2 separate regions of the Homo sapiens genome follow, and region 1 is linked to region 2. Evidence: read pairs that join two places in POLR2A ChIA-PET (ENCODE). Cell type or tissue: endothelial cell of umbilical vein. All regions are shown on one strand. Links, peaks and the distances in the headings refer to the core of each region. The heading gives the core; the rest is flanking DNA.

Region 1 (5,380 bases), core at 266-5,265, 83 kb after region 2:
CTGTCATCTAGGCTGGAGTACACTGGCATGATCTCGGCTCACTGCAATCTTTGTCTCCTGGGTTCAGATGATTCTCATGCCTCAACCTCCTGAGTAACTGGGATTAGAGGTGCACACTGCCATACCCAGCTAATTTTTGCATTTTTAGTAGAGACTAGGTTTTGCCGTGTTGGCCAGGCTGGTCTTGAACTCCTGACCTCGAGTGATCTGCCTGCCTTGGCCTCCCAAAGTGATGGAATTACACTGTGCCCAGCCTCACATAATACAAAATTGAGAAGAGGCAGGAAAGGAGGAATAAAAACAAAAAACAGAGGAGACAAATAGAAAACAATAAAATGGTGGGCTCAAACAACCATATCCGTAATTATATTAAATGTTAGGGGATTAAACACTTTAACTGAAAGGTTAAGATTGTCAGGATGGATAAACACACATATACATAATTGTATGCTGTTTATGAGAGACTTACTTTTCATATAAAGACACAGCTCAAAATAAATGGGAAAAGAGATACACTATGCAAACCGTAGCACTAGAAGTTTGGACTGACTATACTAATGTCTACTAAAATAGATTTCAAAACAAAAAGTATCCCCAGAGATAAAATGTATATTTCAATTTCATAATGTCAAAAGAGTGAATTTAGCAGTAAGACATTACAATAATAGATTTGTATGCAGCTAATAACAGACCTTCACCATATACAAAGCAAAAATTGACAAAATTGGAGAGTGAAGCAGTTTCAGAGTTGAATATTTTTACATTTTCTATTTAGAAATTGATAGAACAACAAGACAAGTCATTAACAGGAACCTAGAAGACCTGAATCACACTATCGACCACCTTGATTCAACTTACCTTTTCAAAACTCTACACCCAACAATGGGTGTGCACATCATATGTTTACCATGATAGTCCGTAAGATTGGCCTTAAAGCAGCTGTAATACATTTGAAATGATTGAAAAAAGTTAATCTACCTGAGGATAGACAAATAGGTCAGTAAAACAGAGAAGAGTCCAAAAATTGATGCACACATATATGACCCATTGACTTGGTAAAAGTTCCAAGGCAATTCAATGAGGAACAAATAGCTTTTTTTTTTTTTTTTTTTGAGACAGAGTCTCTCTCTGTTGCCCAGGCTGGAGTGCAGTGGCATGATCTCAGCTCACTGCAACCTCTACCTCCTGGGTTCAAGTGATTCTCCTGCCTCAGCCTCCTGAGTAGCTGGGATTACAGGTGCCTGCTACCATGCCCAGCTAATTTTTAGTAGAGATGGGGTTTTGCCATGTTGGCCAGGCTGTTTTCGAACTCCTGACCTCAGGTGACCTGCCCACCTTGGCCTCCCAAATTGCTGGGATTACAGGTGTGAGTCACCGCTCCCGGCAAGAATAGCCTTTTTAACAAATGGTGCTGGGGCAATTGGATAACCATATGCAAAAAAAAAAAAAAAAAAAAAAAAAACTTCAACGCTTACCTCACCATTTACAAAACTTCATGAATGACATGGATCACAGACTTTAATATAAGAGCCTGAATCATAATACTTCTAGAAGAAAACATGGATGAAAAATGTAGTGACCTTGGGCTTGGCAAAGATTTTTAAATATGATACACAAAAGCATAAGCTATAAATGAAAAGAACATCAATCAACTAGACTGGATTAAAATTAAAAACTTTTTCTTTTCAAAAGATACTGTTAAGAAAATTAAAAGGCAAGCCTCAGGCTGTTGGAAGATACTTGCAAAATATATATCTGACGAATGACTTCTATCTAGTTGTATATGGTTGTGGGGGTGAGGTCTGGGGAGAAGAGTGGGAGGTATGAGAGGGAGGAGTGACAAAAGGTCATAAGGAAACTTTTTTGGGTGATGGATATTTTCATTTTATTTTACTTTTTTTTTTTTAAAAAAAATGTAGGCTACCTTGGTAGTTTATGAAGGAAATCAATAGTATTAAAAATTGGATGTAAAAAATGGATACCATCAGAAACCCATGGATGAAGAGAATGGGAAGCTGCTCATTAAGATCAATTGAACAGGATGCCTCAGGGCATCACCAGGGCCCCAGCCCCTTCCAGTAGCTAAAAATGCAAAGAAAAAGATAGAAGAAGGAAGGAAGGAAGGAAGGAAGGAAGGAAGGAAGGAAGGAAGGAAGGAAAGGGAGGGAGGGAGGGAAGGAGGGGAGGGAAGGGAGGGAGGGAGGGAAAGAAGGAAGGAAGGAAGGAAGGATTATAATACTTAAATTATACTTACAAATTATTTTTCCTGAAATAAGAGATTTGAAACTATTTTGAAAGATCATGTAGTAACCGGAAAAACTGACCGAAAACGATGGACTCCAAGATATATCTTAATAAAATTATTTAAAATTTTAAAATACAGGGGATATTATAAACATACGCCAAAGATTATCCCCCCATATGCCAAGCTTTTCATTAACTTGACTAAAGGTTACAAGTATAGTACTAGGATCCTCTCCTGAATGGACACAGGCCCAGCTGCCTTTTAACCGAGAGAGGTTGGGTTCTATCTGTGAGGAGGCACTGAAAACATTACTGGGCTGATCAGTTCCCCTCAGCTGGCTTTCTAGATGACAAAAATTCTTTTTAATTCACATAGTCTACCAGTCTGTGGGACTTGAAAATAGCCAAGGGAATTCTGGGGAGATAAAAAACGGTCTTGTCTTGACACAGCTTATCAAAGAGCAAAACTCTGGGCTCTATTCAGAAAGTATAGTACTCTATAAATTTAGTTATCTAAGTAAAGTTGAGGAACGTGCCTATGAAGTACCATTTCAAGTGAAGACCAGCTATAACTTCGCATATATACTCATTAGTGAATATAGATTTTAAAAATAGGATGCCACATGGCATCTTTTCCTGACTTTATTAACAGTAGTGTTGGAAGTGCTCTTTTGTGAGTCCAGCCCTACATCACCAAGGACATACCTAGCAAGGAAGTGAGGGTAATATTTTTCTATTTAATGTTTCATAATTCTGGCCTTTTAAAATGTCTGACTTGAAGAAAATAAGTCAGTCATATTCAAGATTAATCTATACAACATGTTTGACGGTATTTTAAGTTTATATTTTTAAATTTAATTAATTGGCAAAAATTGTATATTGTATACATTTACAGTGTACAACATGATGTGCATATATATATATATATATATACACACACACACACACACACACACATTGTGGAATGGCTATGCAAGCTAATTAATGTGTGAATTACCTCACATATTTACCTTTTGTTTTGGTGAAAATACTTAAAATCTACTCTCTCAGTAATTTTCAAGTATACAATATATTGTTATTAACTATATTCACCACGATGTTCAATAGATCTCTTGAACTAATTCCTCCCACCTAACTGAAATTTTGTGCTCCTTGACCAACATCTCCCCAATTCTCCTACTCTCTAGCCTCTAGTAACCACGATTTTACTGTTCAACTTTTCTAGATTCCACATTATATGTTCATTATCTTAATTGTGGCATGGTTTCCAGGACAGAGGTCAAACTTATCAGATTGCACATCTTAAATACATGTAGTTTATTATTTTTTTGAGACAAGGTCTCACTCTGTCACCCAAGCTGGGGTGCGGTGGTGTGTTCACGGCTCTCACTGCAGCCTCCATCTTCTGGGCTCAAGTGATCCTCCCACCTCAGCCTCCCAAGTAGCTGGGACTGTAGGTGCGCACCACTACACCTGGCTGATTTTTTGCATTTTTTAGTAGAGATGAGGTCTCCCTGTGTTGCCCAGGCTGGACTGGGCCTCCAAGCCTCAAGTGATCCTCCCACCTCAACCTCCCAAAGTGCTGGGATTACAGGTCGTGGGTCACCCGGCCTGGCCCAAATATGTGTAGTTTTTAAAAAATGTCAATTATATCTTTAAGCTGTTTTTAAAAAGTCAAGTTTTTTTTAAATTTTTTTGTTTTTTGGTTTGTTTTTGAGACGGAGTCTGGCTCTGTCGCCTAGGCTGGAGTGCAGTGGCGCAATCTCGGCTCACTGCAAGCTCCACCTCCCGGGTTCACGCCATTCTCCTGCCTCAGCCTCCTGAGTAGCTGGGACTACAGGCACACACCACCACGCCCAGCTAATTTTGTTTTTTTTTTTTTCCAGTAGAGACGGGGTTTCACCATGTTAGCCAGGATGGTCTCAATCTCCTGATCTCGTGATCCGCCTGCCTCGGCCTCCCAAACTGCTGGGATTACAGGCATGAGCCATGTACCCAGCCTAAAAAGTCAAGTTTTTAATAGGCCACACCCTTGACTATAAACTTCTACTTCTTCCTTCCTCTTTGCCCATCCCTCAGTCCTGCTGCACCCAGTGGTCTAGCTACCTCTTTACAAGATTACCCGAAGTCCACTTGTTATCAAGTTTATGGAATTTAGTTTAGGTAATTTGTTATAAAATATACAAGAAAATTCAAATTATAATTTCATTAGCCAAAATGAGGTGTGTTCTAACTACTGTTGACATTATCAGTGATGGGAACTTCCTTACCTCTCAAGGTAATCCATTCCATCTTCAGATCACTTTTCTTTTGGAAAGCTTTTTTTTTGTTTTAGTTAATTGGTTTTGGTTCCATCCTTGTGCCTATACAGAACATACTTAGCTGCACACCATAATGATAGCCAGCGTTTCAAATATTAAAAGCCTGTCATGTGCCTCCATTTTTCTCAGGTTAGCTATTTATAGTTTCTCAGGCTCAGAAACATGAGGTCTGGTTCCTTTATGATCACTCTTGTCTAACTGCAGTCTAGGTTCTCTATGTTAATTTGAAAATAAAGTCCCCAAAAGAATATGTACTGCTCTTAGAAAGCATATTAGACCAATATAGCCGTTTTGGTGGCTAAATACGTCTCCTAAGCTATGTTAACCAATTAGATTTGGATTCGTATGCCACCTTTGCCAGTTACCAGCTGTTTCACCTTTAGCAAGTTAAATATTCTCCAAGCCTCACTTTCCTCTTGGTAAAATGAAGATAACAATACCTACCCCATAGGGATGTTCTGATAATTAAATGAGATAATGCACAGCCTCTGGAACATATGAGGTGCTCCACTTATCTGTAGTTATTTTCCCACTCACACCCCATACTTTTTTCAATGCATGATTGTACATTCTCCTCTGGAGATGGAAGTGGTATAAATGTGCATACATTGGCAGGTATGATAAATATAGTTGGATCATGGAATGTCTGCTTTTATTTCTATGTTCATTGAAAACAGTGTTTTTATGATTTATGTTGTATCTGTTGCAGGGGGGAAATAGTTTCAAAGCAGCATGATGCCACCGCTCGACTGAAGGCCAAGGAGCTGCCTTTGGGTAATGGATGGCACCTCCTCTTCATAAAGTCCATTTCTTCA
Region 2 (5,380 bases), core at 72-5,071:
GGTATTTGGGTACTCTTAATAGATGCTGTTCTTATTCACCAGTAAGAGACTTCATTTTGTATTCAAATAAAAGTCTAAACCATTAAAAAATGCATTTATGCTTTTTGAAAACTTGTCCTGAGTAAAATATTTTCGTTGGCTTGTTTTGTCATGTTGAAGCAGGGTGACCGTTCAAACTGTTGGGCAGAAAAATTTCTCTGCCCTGTGTTTCTGCTGTGAGGAGTTCTTGTCTTCCTGAGGAAGCATTACAGCTAATCATGATGTGGACTTTGCCTCCTGCCCAGTTCTCTTGCTGTGTCTGTGCCCCTCTGTGTCTCAAGGAATGTCTCTGGGTATTTACACTGACTGTTCTGTGACTTAGATCTGGTAGATTTCCAGGCCCCCTATTCTATGCCTGCTCTTTGCCTAATTAACATCTACTCCTCTCTCAGATCTCAACTCAAACATTACACCTGAGATTAAGGCAAGCACTCCTCTCTTATATTCTTACCACAGTAAATCATGTTGCAATTACTTGTTTCATGCTTGTCCGTTCTGCCAGAGCACAAGTTCCAAGAAGGCAGGGTCTGCCTTGTTCACGGGTAGAGGTCCAGTAACTAGTTCAGAGCCTTGCATATATGGGGGATCAAGAAACATGTTTGAGTGAATGAATGAATAAATGAATGAATGGTGAATGAATGTTAATCAAGGTTGGTCTGAGCAACACTTGGCAAAATTCCCAGTTTATAGTCCTGAAGTATCCATAACTCTTACAATACAATTAATAATTCATTTTTCTCATTTTTAAATAGGAAATGAATGGGATTAGTATTTTCTGACTTTCTATTTATTGTACTTCATACTTAGTCCTCAGTCAACATTTCCTAAAAGACAATTTATCCATATTTCAGTAAGTAACATCTGTAATTGTGTAATAAGTAACACAAGAAAAATTAAGCTTGTTGTTTAATGTATTTATTAGAGAAAAACCTAGATATTGAAATTCCTTCAAATGAAACAGTGTTGTTTGAATTTGCTCTCAGTGGAACCTATCATTTCTGACCTAGGAGAGGTCTGTTCTTTAAGCAACCAGCCTCTGTGTCCACAAAGTTTGGTCATGGTTTGTAGAAAACTCCTTTGGGTCAGCTCCAAGGGCCAAGTTTGCTCAGATTGCTCAAACTTTCAAAACTATTTTTCTCAAAAGCACAGGGCTTAAATGAACACTTGTTTGATCTAAATATGGTTTCACATTGTCATGGAGAGAAAATAAAGGAGACAGAAGAACGCTTTGGTCTTTATCTCAGTATCCTGAAACTTCTACTTCATTCATTTTTAAAAAAGGAGCAAAAGTAGATCTAAATGGTTTTCTGGGTTAAGATGGTAGACTAAACCACACATCTAATTTTGCTGCTCTACAAAATTCCATAAAACTTGAGTAAAGTGATTTTCTTGAAAAGGTACAACTCACATGAAAAAAACACAAAAACAAAAAAAAGGAGAAACTAAAAAACAAAGAAAAAACTGGAAAAAAAAAAAAAAAGGCCGGGCACGGTGGCTCACGCCTCTAATCCCAGCACTTCGGGAGGCTGAGGAGGGCAGATCACTTGAGATCAGGTGCTGGCCAACATGGTGAAACCCCGTTTCTACTAAAAATACATAAATTAGCCAGGCATGGTGGTGGGCGCCTGTAATCCCAGCTGCTTGGGAGGCTGAGGCAGGAGAATCACTTGAACCTGGAAGGCGGAGGTTGCAGTGAGTTAAGATCACACCACTGCACTCCAGCCTAGGTGACAGAGTGAGACTCTGGAAAAAAAAAAAAAGAAGAAGAAAGAAAGAAAGAGAGAAAGAGAGAGAAAGAAAGAAAGAGAGAGAGGGAGGGAGGAAAGAAGGAAGGAAGGAAGAAAGAAAGAAAGAAAAAGAGAGAGAGAGAAGGAAAGAAAGAAAGAAAAGAGAGAGAAGGAAAGAAAGAAAGAAAGAAAGAAAGAAAGAAAGAGAAAGAAAGAAAGAGAGAGAGAGAAGGAAAGAAAGAAAGAGAAAGAAAGAAAAAGAAAGAAAGAAAGAAAGAAAGAAAGAAAGAAAGAAAGAAAGAAAGAAAGAAAAAGAAAGGAAGGAAGGAAGGAAGGAAGGAAGGAAGGAAGGAAGAGAAAAGCAAGCAAGCAAGCACAAGAGAATACAAGGGCAGGAAAATTTTGGAATCTGAAAAGCAGACTGACAACTGGCAGTGCCATATACCCCTACCACTGGTGTAGAGGGGAGGCCAAAATAATGAAGAGGGTAAAATGAGGATTGAATGAAAGCTGTTCCATTGGGTTAAATCTCTATACCTTAACTCACATTGCCCTTTCCTCACCTGATTTATTCTGAGGAGTAAGCGCAGCAGAAGGCCTTTGAAATGCAGGACACGAGATACAATTAAAGATCTATCATCATACCAAACACAGACAGATTGCATGACTGAATGCATATGGAATGCTAAAACCTTTCATCACTTCCTCCACTTGGCTTCCAGAATGCCAGAAGCCTGGTCATTTCCCTTTAGTAAGGAGATCGGAAGAATGTTTTCTGCTAAAAATCTCAACATAGGAGGAAAGTTTTTTGTTTTTTGGGTTTTTTTTTTTTTTTTTTTTGAGATGGAGTCTTGCTCTGTTGCCCAGGCTGGAGTGCAGTGGCGCGATCTCCGCTCACTGAAGCCTCTGGCTCCCAGGTTCAAGCAATTCTCTGCCTCAGCCTCCCAAATAGCTGGGATTACAGGCATGTACCACGACACCCAGCTAATTTTTGTATTTTTAGTAGAGATGGGGTTTCATCATGTTGGCCAGGCTGGTCTTGAACTCCTGGCCTCAAGTGATCTGCCCACCTGGGCCTCCCAAAGTGCTGGGATTACACGCATGAGCCACCATGCCCTGCCAGGAGGAAAGATTTTTTAAATATTGACATTGGAAGTACAAAGAGCCTATCCAGACCACTTGACAGTGACATCCAAAGTAAACAAGCTCCACAGAAGCACCCAGAGCAACCAATTATGATTTAAATCCCTTGTTCTTAATTATAAAGGAAGGATGACAAGATATGGAAGATAAAGACCAAACCAATAAACAAAAGAAAGCAACTTGAAGGAAATAGAGACTATACGGTGGGGGGTGGGGCGGGGGGAAACTCCAACAAAGCTATTCTTTTTTTTTTTTTTTTTTTTTTTGAGACAGGGTCTCATTCTGTTGCCCAGGCTGGAGTTTAGTGGCTCTATCTTGGCTCACTGTAGCTTCGATCTCCTGGGCTCAAGCAATTCTCCCAACTAATCCTCCTGATTAGCCAGGACCACAGGCATGCACCAATATGACCAGCTAATTTTTTTTTATTTAATTTAATTAATTTATATATTTATTTATTTGAGGTAGAGTCTAGCTCTGCCGCCCAGGCTGGAGTGTAGTGGCGTGACCGCAGCTCACTGCAACCTCCGCCTCCCAGGCTCAAGCAATTCTCCTGCCTCACCCTCTCAAGTAAGTGGGATTACAGGCGCATGCAACCACATCCAGCTAATTTTTATATTTTTTTAGTAGAGACGGGGTTTCACCATGTTGGCCAAGTTGGTCTTGAACTCCTGACGTCAAGTGATCTGCCCACCTCGGCCTCCCAAAGTGCTGGGATTACAGGCGTGAGCCACTGTGCCCGGCCACCAGCTAATTTTTGTATTTTTTTTTTTTTTTAATTTTACTTTAAGTTCTGGGATACATGTGCTGAATGTGCAGGCTTGTTACATAGGTATACATGTGCCATGGTGGTTTCCTGCACCTATCAACCTGTAATCTAGGTTTTAAGCCCTGCATGCATTAGGTATTTGTCTTAATGCTCTCTGTCCCCTTTCCCCCGACCTCCAACTTTTGTATTTTTAGAGGAGACAGGGTCTCATCATGTTGCCGAGGCTGCTGTCGAACTCCTGAGCTCAAGCAATCCACGCACCTCGGCTCCCAAAGTGGGCCACCGTGCCTGGCCAAACAAAGCTATTCTTTTTTTTTTTCGAGACGGAGTTTCACTCTTGTTGCCCAGGCTGGAGTGCAATGGCACAATCTCGGCTCACCACAACTTCCGCCTCCCGGGTTCAAGCAATTTTCCTGCCTTAACCTCCCAAGTAGCTGGGATTACAGGCATGCGCCACCATACCCAGCTAATTTTGTATTTTTGGTAGAGACAGGGTTTCACCATGTTGGCCAGGCTGATCTTGAACTCCTGACTTCAGGTGATCCACCTGCCTCAGCCTCCCAAAGTGCTGGGATTACAGGTGTGAGCCACTGCACCCAGCCCAAACAAAGCTATTCTTAATAACCTCAGAGAGACTGGGTGCAGTGGCTCCCGCCTGTAATTCTAGCGCTTTGGGAGGCCAAGGTGGGCAGATTGAAAGGCAATGGAAGGGCACCGTGGAACAATAAGGCGGAGAGGCGAGACTAAGAGGGCAAAAATCTTCTTTCTTGAGCTCTCAGGCGAGGTTCACTGGTCCGCAGGGGGAGGGCCAGGGAAGTCGCACTGTGCCAAAGGTGCAGCGCGCTTTTATGGATGCTGGGTGAAGAGTGGGCGGGGTAGGGGCGGGGTCGGTTGAGTTTCGCGCTTCTGAGTGTGACACGCCCTAGTGGGCATGCGCGTTAGTCAGGGTGGCGGGAACAGGAAAGGTGAACCCGGAAATGCTGAATCAGGGTATCCGAGGTGGCGATCGCCATCTTGGAGTCTTCACTGGAGTCCAATCACAGATCACCTGAGGTCCGGAGCTCAAGATCAGCCTGGCCAACATAGTGAAACCCCATCTCTACTAAAAATAGAAAAAATTACCGGGTCGTGGTGGCATATGCCTGTAGTCCCAGCTACTCGGGAGGCTGAGGCAGGAGAATCGCTTGAATCCAGGTGGCAGAGGTTGCAGTGAGCCGAGATCTTGACACTGCACTCCAGCCTGGGTGATGGAGCGAGACTCTGTCTAAAAAAAAAAAAAAAAATTCTGAGAGAAAATATTTCCTTTGTGAAAATAGAAAATGATGCTATGTCAAAAGAAAATTCAGAGAATTAAAAGAGCAGCTAATAGCTGAAATGAAAAATTCAACAGAAGAGTTGAAGATAAAGTTCAAGAAAGTGTTAAGAAAACAGCAAAAAGACAGACGGAAAATAGAAGAGAAGATATAAGAAAAATAAAGGGAGCACACCTGAAGGTCTCACATATGAGTAATAAGGGTTCCAGGAAGAGAGCAAGGAGAAAATGAAGCAGAAAAATCATTAGTAAAATAATTTAACAAAAATTTTTCACAACTGAAGACATGAATTGCTAGATGAAAAGGGCCCACCAAGTGCTCCTGCAAAATAGATTCTAGTAGAGCTACATTGAGCAACATCACTGTGAAGTTTCAGAACACTGGGGACAGAG

The links. ChIA-PET counts read pairs that join two places held together with the same protein. Peaks named below come from ENCODE experiments on the same cell type or tissue, not always from the same donor. Only the 100,000 strongest peaks of a DNase experiment are listed, where the experiment ranks them.
Region 1: POLR2A ChIA-PET joins it to region 2 with 5 read pairs; 2 of 35 experiments call an interaction of 5 or more read pairs at or near these places.

Annotation. Positions count from the first base shown.
Region 1 is chr4:108,672,522-108,677,901 of GRCh38, forward strand. No RefSeq gene overlaps it. Among named protein-coding and RNA genes, the nearest start is that of OSTC, 25 kb to the left of the region's middle. In endothelial cell of umbilical vein, for the core only: no CTCF peak of the experiment used is centred there; no DNase peak of the experiment used is centred there.
Region 2 is chr4:108,589,873-108,595,252 of GRCh38, forward strand. All of the region lies in intron 1 of RPL34-DT (RPL34 divergent transcript), which reads right to left. Among named protein-coding and RNA genes, the nearest start is that of RPL34-DT, 28 kb to the right of the region's middle. In endothelial cell of umbilical vein, for the core only: no CTCF peak of the experiment used is centred there; a DNase peak (open chromatin) is centred at 2,449; H3K27ac peaks cover 2,216 bases.